2 separate regions of the Homo sapiens genome follow, and region 1 is linked to region 2. Evidence: chromatin contacts called from ENCODE Hi-C or POLR2A ChIA-PET data. All regions are on one chromosome and are shown on one strand. The core of a region is the stretch at or near the end of the contact, and the rest is flanking DNA. Distances in the headings are between cores, read along the strand shown.

Region 1 (4,486 bases), core at 211-2,710, 240 kb before region 2:
ACCTGAGTGGTTTAGGGGTGGAGGGTAGAGTGAAGGTATATTCAGTCTGGAGATACCAGTCAAGAACGTGAAACACTTTTAACTGAGCCAAGAGGATTCCAGGGTGGGGAGTATGAAGTGGGACAGATATTAGGTAGCATTTGAGCCTAATCTTGAGGAACGTGTCCTATTTGGCCAGGCAATGTAATAATCACAGGTCTGAGATATTACTAGGCACAGTGACTTCATCAGGGTGAAACCGTGTCCATTCTTCTCTTCTTTGGCCTACTCTTACTCCCATTTCTACTTTTCTTCTGTAAACCAGAACGTATTTGAGACTTATCTCAATTAATTTAGAGGTTTATTTTGCCAAGGTTAAGGACCATGGCCAGTGACACAGCCTCAGGAGGTCCTGAGAACATGTGCCCAAGGTGGCTGGGTTACAGCTTGGTTTTATACCTTCTAGGGAGACAGAAGTTACCAGGGAAATACATAAATGAATACATGTAAGGTATACATTGGGTCAACCCAGAAAGGCAGGACTTCTCGAAGCAGGGTCTTCGAGGTCATAGGTGGATTCAAAGATTTCCTGACTGGCAATTGGTTGAAAGAGTTAAGCTGGAGCTTAAGCCAAGGTTCTTGTCATGTAGATGAAGCCTCCAAATAGCAGGTTTCAGAGAGAATAAGCAGTGAATGTCTCTTGTCTGACCCTAAAAGGTGTCAGACTCTCCAGAAAAGGCCTAATAAGGGAAGAAGATTCTCTATAGAAAGCAAATTTCCCCCACAAGAGACAGGTTTTCAGGGTCATTTCAAAATATGTCAAGGGAATATATTTTGGGATAAAATACTGCCATTTCTTTCAGGGCCTGATATCCGTCATGTGATTCCATACCAGAGTCAGGTTGGAATGTGGTATGTTATTGCTACAAAGAGTCTGTTTTTTCAGTCTTAAGGTCTCTGAGTCAATGTTAATGTTGGTCAGTCACGTCTAAACTCCAAAGGGAAGACAGTAGAAGGAGGTAAGTCTGACTCCTCCTTCCCATCATGGGCTGATGTGGTTTTTCAGGTATTTTTTGGAATCCTTCTTGGCCAAGAGAGGGATCCATTCAGTTGGTTGGGGGCGCTTAGAGTTTTATTTTTGTTTTGCACTTCTCGTAACCAAGTATGACTCCCAAGACTCCCGGGGCATGCTGTAGAATAATGCTGTTACCAGGAATTTGTCAGGAAATACTCTGCATGATTGGAAGCTGAGAGTAAAGGCTTAGGATTTGGTGTTGTTTGCACAAACCTCCCATGAAAAGACCATGCACACTGGAGCAGGACAGTTGCAATTTTGGCTTCCCTCTCTCCTGACTCTGGGATCTTGAGTAAATTACTCCAAGTCCTTAAGCCTCTGTTTCCACATCTGGAAACTGAACATACTAACACCGACCTCTCAGAGTTGTTGGGACAATTAATCAGGAACATATGTGGAAGCACAGTGCCAGGGACAAGGCATTCATTTGATAAATAGTGATGTCTTTCCTTCCTTTCCCACCCCTTTTCTTCCTCCCTGCAGAGACACTCAAACTGGGATTCTGGTCATGGCCAGGTGACTGCCATGAGGACAGAGGCATCTGGCGTTAGTTCCTGGATGAAGGTAAGAGGCTAATTAAGCTAGAAAACATTGTGTACCCTGTAAATAGCCATCTTAATCATTTTCTGCTGGTGGTGAGTCAGCAAGAGCACAGGTGTTACTCTCAGAATTTGTAGAATAACCAGACTATCTTAAGTTCAATTAAAATACATTCTGGGAGCCTCTTTACCTGTTTTGGGGCAGAATGAGTTCTAGCTTTTTTTACTGTAATAGGCAGAAGGCACCCAGTGAATGTATATATGCTTGATAGGTTACTTACCTTGGGACTTCATGAAGGCAACAAAGAGAGTCTTTGAAACTGGCTGAGATTCCTCCATACAGACCTATTACTTACAATTGTCTGTACAGTTAACTTGGAAACAATACAAAAATACTAGAAATAATTTCCTAGGGATTCTGGTTTTAATGTCCAATTTCTTTTCTTTCTTTCTTTCTTTCTTTTTTTTTTTGCAAGAGACAGGATTTCATTCTGTCACCCAGGCTGGAGTGCAATGGCAGGATTATAGCTCGCTGCAGCCTCAAACTTCTGGGGCTCAAGTGATCCTCCTGCCTCAGCCTCCCAAGTAGCTGGAACTACGAGTGCAAGCCACCTCACCAGTTTTCTTTCTCTTTCCATCTCTCCCTCTTCTGCTCCCATGTTCCTCCCTCTGCTTCTCTATCCCTGTCTTCTCTCCTTGCTCCCCAGCCCCATATTCATGGCCCTGAGGTAGGGTCAGATACTTTACCCTATACCCAGCCATTTCCATTTTCTGGATCCTGTGCTCTGTGGAACTGTTAGTGGGCTGCAGTAGAGGAAAGGGTTTATCTGTCTCACTTTCTGGCAGGAACAAGAACTTCCTGATTTAGAGTAAGAGCTGAACATAAAAACCCATTCTGGTGGAAACAGATCATCATGGCATTTCCTGTTTAAAATCATCTAAAAAAATCCCCCATCCCCACTTTCTGCAGAGCTTCCAAGGGGATGACTGCTTAACCATTTCATATCCAAAACAACAAGTACTACATAGCACCAAGGGAAGTAAAAATATCTTGCCTTTCTTTCTATTATACATAATCATAATATGTTTTTTAGTTTGCATGGCTCCATAATATAAGAGACAGTAACTGGTCTTCACTAGTAATAACCAAAAGTGAGAGAAAGAAAAAGCATTATCCTTTAGAAAGAAGAATCAGTTAATGAGAGCAAGTTCAAAAATGAGTGTACATGCTCCTCCTCAAAAGTGAAGTGAGTAGGAGTGAAGCATAGAGAGTGCAGGTAGAAAAAGGGGCTCCTTAGACAGCATAAGCTGCCTCTTCTTTAATTTTTTAAAAATTATTTTTCAAGATTGTAAATATGCATAACATAAAATTAACTATTATATAACCATTTTCAGTGTACAGTTCAGTGGCATTATGTACATTCGCATTATTATGTAACTGTCACCACCATCCATCTCTAGAATATTTTTCATCTTTAAAACTACCTTCCTGAAGTTATACACTGGGCCAGACATGATGGCTTACACCTGCCTGTAATTGTAGCACTTTGGGAGGCCAAGGCAGGACAATCACTTGAGGCCAGGAGTTTGAGAACAGCCTGGGCAACATAGTGAGATGCTATCTCTACAAAACAAAAAACAAAAAAAAGGCATACACTGTAGTTTGAATTTATACCAGCTTAACTTCAAGAGCATACAAATATTCTGCTTCTATGCAGCTCTGCTCCTACCCCCTTTCAGCTATTGATATCACAAAATGACATCTTTGTGCATTGTGTCACCTGAAATATAAACTAATAAGTTTTTAAATACATTACTCTCTTGAATCATGTAGAAAATAAAAAGTGGAAGTAACAAATCAAAGTTGCAATAATACTATTTTATAATTGTTTATATATTTACTTTTGCCAGAGATCTTTATTTTTCATATAGCTTTGAGTTACTGTTTAGTGCCCTTTCATTTCAACCTAAAGAACTCCCTTCTTGCAAGGCAGGTGCTACAGTTTGGATGTTTGACTCCTCCAAACCTCTTGTTGAAATTCAATCCCTGGTGTGGTGGTGCTGGGAAGTGAGGCCTAATGGGAAGTGTTTGGGTTATGGAGGCAGACACTTCATGAATAGATTAATACCCACACAGTCACAGGGAGGGTGAGTTCTCAGTCTATTAGCTCCCATGAGAGTTGGTTGTTAAAAAGAGCCTGGTATCTCCCTGCTACCTCTCTTGCTTCCTCTCTCACCATGTGATCTCTGCACTTCCCGGCTCCCCTTCACCTTCTGCCATGAGTGGAAGCAGCCTGATGCCTTTGTTAGATGCCCAATCTTGAACTTTTCCAGACATGAGAATCCTAAGCCAAATAAACTTCTTTTTTCATTAAAAAAAATTACCTAGCAACAGGCATTCTTTATAGCAACACACAACAGACTAAGACAGCAGGTCTAGTGGTAACAAACTCCCTCAGCTTTTGTTTATCTGGGAATGTCTTAATTTCTTCCTCATTTTTAAAGGATAGTTTTGCTGGATATAACATTCTTGGTCAACACTTTTGTTTTGTTTTGTTTGTTTTTTCCTGCCTCAGCACTCTGAATGTATCAACTCACTGCCTTCTGGCCTCTCCAAGGTTTCTGATGAGAAATCTGCTTACCTTCCCAGGGATTCGGTGTATGGGATGAGTCATTTCTTTCTTGTTGCTTTCAAGATTCTTCCTTTGTCTTGACAGTTTGAGTATAATGTGTCTTGGTGTGGGTCTTTTGAGATCATTGAGCTTCTTGAATTTATGTTCATGTTCATATTTATGTTCATGTCTTTATCATATTTTGGAAGTTTTTAACCACTATTTATTCAAATAATCTCTTTGCCCCTTTTTCTTTGTCTTCTCCTTCTGGAACCTCAACA
Region 2 (4,749 bases), core at 1,131-3,630:
CAAAAATTAGCCAGGCATGGTAGCCGGCTGTAATCCTAGCTACCAGGGAGGCTGGGGCACGAGAATTGCTTGAACCTTGGAGGTGGAGGCTGCAGTATGAGCCAGGACTGCACCACTGGACTCCAGCCTGGGCAACAGAACAAGACCCTGTCTCCAAAACAACAACAATAACAAAATACTAAATTTGTCTGTAAACTCTACTTTTCTAATATTAAGTCCTCACAGTGAACTGAAGCAGAACTTCCTCTTGTTATAAGTTAAATTCCTTTGACCTCTTAGGTTGACTCTGCATATGCTCCATGAACAGTAAAATACCTGTTCAGTTTCACTTTCTAATAGGTTCAAGTCAATTACTTAAAGGTTGTTTTTCCCCTCTCATGATTTCAACTCTAAAATAATTAACTAACATAAAAATAGCTGCTTACACAAAGTTTAAGAAAACTTACTTCAACATTTTAAGAAAGTTTAAGAAAACTTACTTCAACATTTTAAGAAAATGTTTTGTTCCCAAAAGTTTGCCAAAAATAATTTTAACTCAATGTGGAAATGAAAATAATGGGAATGCTACCTATCCAGATGCACCAAAAGTTCATTGTTATTAGAAATAAAAAATACTTGGCCAGGTGCAGTGGCTTATCCTGTAATCCCAATGCTTTGAGAGGCCAAGGTGGGTGGATCACTTGAGTTCAAGCTGGAGTTCAAGACCAACCTAGGCAATGTGGTAAAATCCTGTTTCTACAAAAAAAAAAAAAAAAAAAATTAGCCAGGCATAGTGGCACACTTCTGTAGTTCCAGCCGGGAGGCTGAGGTGGAAGGATCGTTGGAGCCTGGGAGGCTGTGGCTGCAGTGAGCCATAATCGCACCACAGCACTTCCAGCCTGGGCTACAGAGCAAGATCCTGTCTTGAAAAAAAACAGAAAAACGAAAAAACAAATTGCACCAACAATTCTGTTTACAAGTCTGAGATAGAAACTTGAGGCAAATTCCACCAAAACATCAAGAAACAACTAATTAGATTCTAATAACAATCGGATAAAATAAAACCAGAACAGCATGTGCACATATACACACACATGCACAAATGGATCCGTCAATCTCACAGCAGATATTTACACATCCTAAACACATAATTTAGCAAAATGAATCCATCAGTGGCAGAAGAATAAATGATAACCCAGTAGAGTAAGTCCCTGAAATAACAGGGTAATTCAGTCCTAGAAAATCTGTCACTACCATCATTAGATACAGGAGAAAACCTAAGAATATCAGCGGATGCTGCAAAAGCACACCATCAAATTAAAACCCACTCATGATTTTAAAAAGTAACAAAGACCTCTTCGCCAGCAAATCTGGATAGAATATCTACAACTAGACATTTTTGGGAATGCTCATACTTCAATGGTGAAACACTAGAAGCACTCCAGTAGGCGAAGATGACGACGGCAGTGTTCTCTACCATGTTACTACTCAAAATGGTCCTGGAAGTTCCCAGCCTACACCAGATGAGAAAATGAAATGGATGCATAAACACAAGGAAAAGCAAGTACGAACTATAATTAATTCGAAGGTAGAAGACTGCCGACTCCAAAATCCTAGAGCTCTAACTGACCATTAAAACAGTGTCCAGCAAAGGAACAAGGTAAACATATGAAAACTTAGTGATTTTCCTATACAACGGCAATCAATTAGAAATCAGTCTTTTTGAAAATCCTATTCGTAATAGCTAGAAAAACAACCTAAGAATAAATCTAAAAGAAAACAGACAAAACTACAATACACAACACACACATACAAATGCACATATACCTATACATTCAGCTATAAAACTTTACTCAAGGACAGAAGAAGACAAGTAAATTGGGAGAAATACCATGTTCAGAGATGAGTATCAGAAGGCTCAACACTTCACATACCTAGTCTCCAACCCAAATTAATCTAGAAATTCAATACAATCTTCAGCCATGAAAAAAAAAAATCCCTACTAGAATTTTTCACAGAACTTGACAGGCTGATTTTAAATTTCCTATAGAAGACTGTGGAATTTCTTTAAAAGCCAATATAATTTTGAAGAATTACAGCAAAGGGGAGGGATAGGCAACTTGATATGAAAACATTATAATGCTATGGCCATTAAAACAATGTTATAAAGAATAAAGACTATGTAAATTGATCACTGAAACAAAGTAAGAGTCAGATTGATACAACCAGTTTGGAGGGCAATTTAGCAGGATGTTTAAGTTAAAAATGTTCACACTCTTCTATCCAGCTACTTTCTGGGCACATGTACACAAGACGTGCCCTAGAGTGAGTTCACCGCTACACCGGACATCCCAAAAAAACAAAAGCTGCAGACAACCTTAATGTCCTTCAATGGGGAAGTGACTAATCATTTAACACTGCAGAAGTAAAGTTAGGAAGCAACTAAGAAAGAATGAGACAGGTCTACACACACCACACAGAGTGATCTTTAGAGGTATCTAGGGCATCTTGTTGATGGAAAAAGTTACATCATATCGTTTGTGTACATTCTAAACACACATTGGCAGTACTTTCTATGTTCACTATAGAAAACATGTATACAAAACCATGTCCCTACAAATCACCAAAGATCTTGTTAAGATGCAGATTCCAATTCAACTGGATTGGGGCGGTGCCTCAGAGTCTGCATTTCTAACCAACTCCAGCAAGCTTGATGCTGCTGCCAGTCCATGGACCACCCTGCAGACAGCAAAGGCACAGGAGATGATGTGGAAGGTTCCAGGGGAGACCAACACTAAGAGCTGATGAATGGGGAAGAGGGTGGAAGACAACAGTCAAGTGAGATGGCCAACAGGAGTCTTTATAATGTTCCAGACCAGCCCGGGTAACAGTGAGACCCATCTCTAAACTAAATAAATTAATTTAGTATTTGTTAAAGAAGAGAGAGGCCAGGGGTGGTGGCTCATGCCTGTAATCCCAGAGCTTTGGAAAGGCAGGGCAGGAAGATCACTCGAGGCCAAGAGTTTGAGGCTGCAGTGAGCTATAATGGCACCACTGCATTATGGCCTGGATGACAGAGACCCTGTCTCAAAAAAAAAAAAAAAAAAAGAATAATGTCATTGAGTACTTGTGTAATTAAAAGCTAGTTTTTAAAAACCCATATAGACTACTTTTGAGTATCTCCTTACTAAATTCTAGGAGCCTCATGATGTTAAGTACAGAGAGGGCCAACTAGTGTTGCCAGCTCCTCTCCTCAAACAAGAATCCATAACTGACCAGAAGAGAGCAAGAGCTGAGGGAAAATAACCAATAAGCTAGCAGTGACAGCCTATTACTACTGAAGAGGTACTTTTAAAAATGCTATTTTAAGTCAGGTGCTCTGTTTTTATTTAAAATAGTTTAAGTCTAGAGAGCTTATTAAAAATAAACAACTGCTAGTTCTATCTTTAGTATTATCTATGCAACATAGTTCAGGAAGTTTTTACATGGTCTACTATGTTTTACTTTTACTTCATATTCTTGCTAATTAATGCTTCCAGAGGAAATCCTTCTTAACTACTAAAGAATTAATGAGCATGCAAAAATGTCCCCTCTATAACGCCAACTATCAAAAACTTCTGTCAGACCTGAAACTGAAGCTTCATTAGCTCCCAGTAAATGGACCTCTGTACGGCTGATCTGACACAAGATGATATGCATTGACAAGCTCTTTCTCTATTTACTGAAGGAATTGCCTGCAATAACTGAATAGACACAAATGACCACTTGCTATGGTCTGAATATTTGTGTCCCCCAAAATTTCCTATGTTGAAACCCAATCCCTAGTATGATGGTACTAAAAGGTTAGACTTTTGAGAAATAACTAGGTCTCATACATAGGAGAGTGGCACAAGGCTCTGCCCTCATGAATGGGATTGGTGCCCTGATAAGAGACCTGGCTAGTCCCTTCCACCATGTGAGGACACTGTGAGAAGGGCAGAGAGCAGCCCTCGCCAGGCACCAATCTGCTGGGTGCCTTGACCTTGGACTTCTGGGCCCCCAGGACTATGAGCATACATTTATGTTATTTCTAAGCCTCCCAGTTTATAGTATTTTGTTACAGCTCTCCAAATGGACTATGACACCAGGCAAGTCAAAACTGAGATGTGTAGATTTTATTATATACTAAAACAAAAAAGATTTTAGTGGAAATGGATTCATGAAATATATTAAAATTGGAGGCAAAGTCTCAGGTCCAACACTGAGTCATCCCATACAGTCACAACAACTGATAAAATCTGAAAGTAACTCTGACATAGTTAACTGGTACTAGACATATAATCACAGGGAGTCATTAAAGGGTACCATGAGGATCAAACAACTTTTAAAAGTAGCACCCTCTGAGAAGGCAGAACATAATCTCTTTCTTTAACTCATGCTAGTTGAGAAATCATTTCGGAACTGATGCCTGAACTGAAATCTTGTGAAGTAGGAGTTAGGAAGTACAATGCAAACAACAAAAGGCAAAGGGTAACCCATCACACACTTAGACAACTATGCATTATGTCATTATCCCGTAGGCAAGGGCGAGTCATAAAGGCAAAAATAAACACACACACATACACCAAGATCAAAGTCAAAAGCCAACGGGGAGAAAGTATGTCCAAGAAACATCACCAAGGACTAATATAATACCCCTACCATACAAAATATCACCAAGGACTAATATAATACCCCTACTATACAAAATATCACCAAGGACTAACATAATACCCCTACCATACAAAATAT

The links. A loop is a pair of places that touch in the nucleus more often than their neighbours do. ChIA-PET counts read pairs that join two places held with the same protein, here RNA polymerase II (POLR2A).
Region 1: a loop to region 2 is called in a map of endothelial cell of umbilical vein, with 11 times the contacts of the local background. The contact joins two enhancer-like sites. A Hi-C loop is called at or near these places in 1 of 168 maps with a recorded cell type or tissue (endothelial cell of umbilical vein). POLR2A ChIA-PET finds 5 or more read pairs at or near these places in 1 of 52 experiments (naive thymus-derived CD4-positive, alpha-beta T cell).

What each region holds. Positions count from the first base shown.
Region 1 is chr6:5,051,210-5,055,695 of GRCh38, reverse strand. All of the region lies in intron 2 of LYRM4-AS1 (LYRM4 antisense RNA 1), which reads right to left. It also overlaps a transcript of LYRM4 not described here. Among named protein-coding and RNA genes, the nearest start is that of PPP1R3G, 32 kb to the left of the region's middle. Within about 2 kb of position 1,460, at least 2 of the 41 ENCODE cell types and tissues checked have a DNase peak (open chromatin) inside an H3K27ac peak, as active enhancers do; they include endothelial cell of umbilical vein, where a contact is called at or near this core.
Region 2 is chr6:4,809,947-4,814,695 of GRCh38, reverse strand. The region is part of intron 1 of CDYL (chromodomain Y like); the gene reads right to left. Among named protein-coding and RNA genes, the nearest start is that of CDYL, 36 kb to the right of the region's middle. Within about 2 kb of position 2,380, at least 2 of the 41 ENCODE cell types and tissues checked have a DNase peak (open chromatin) inside an H3K27ac peak, as active enhancers do; they include endothelial cell of umbilical vein, where a contact is called at or near this core.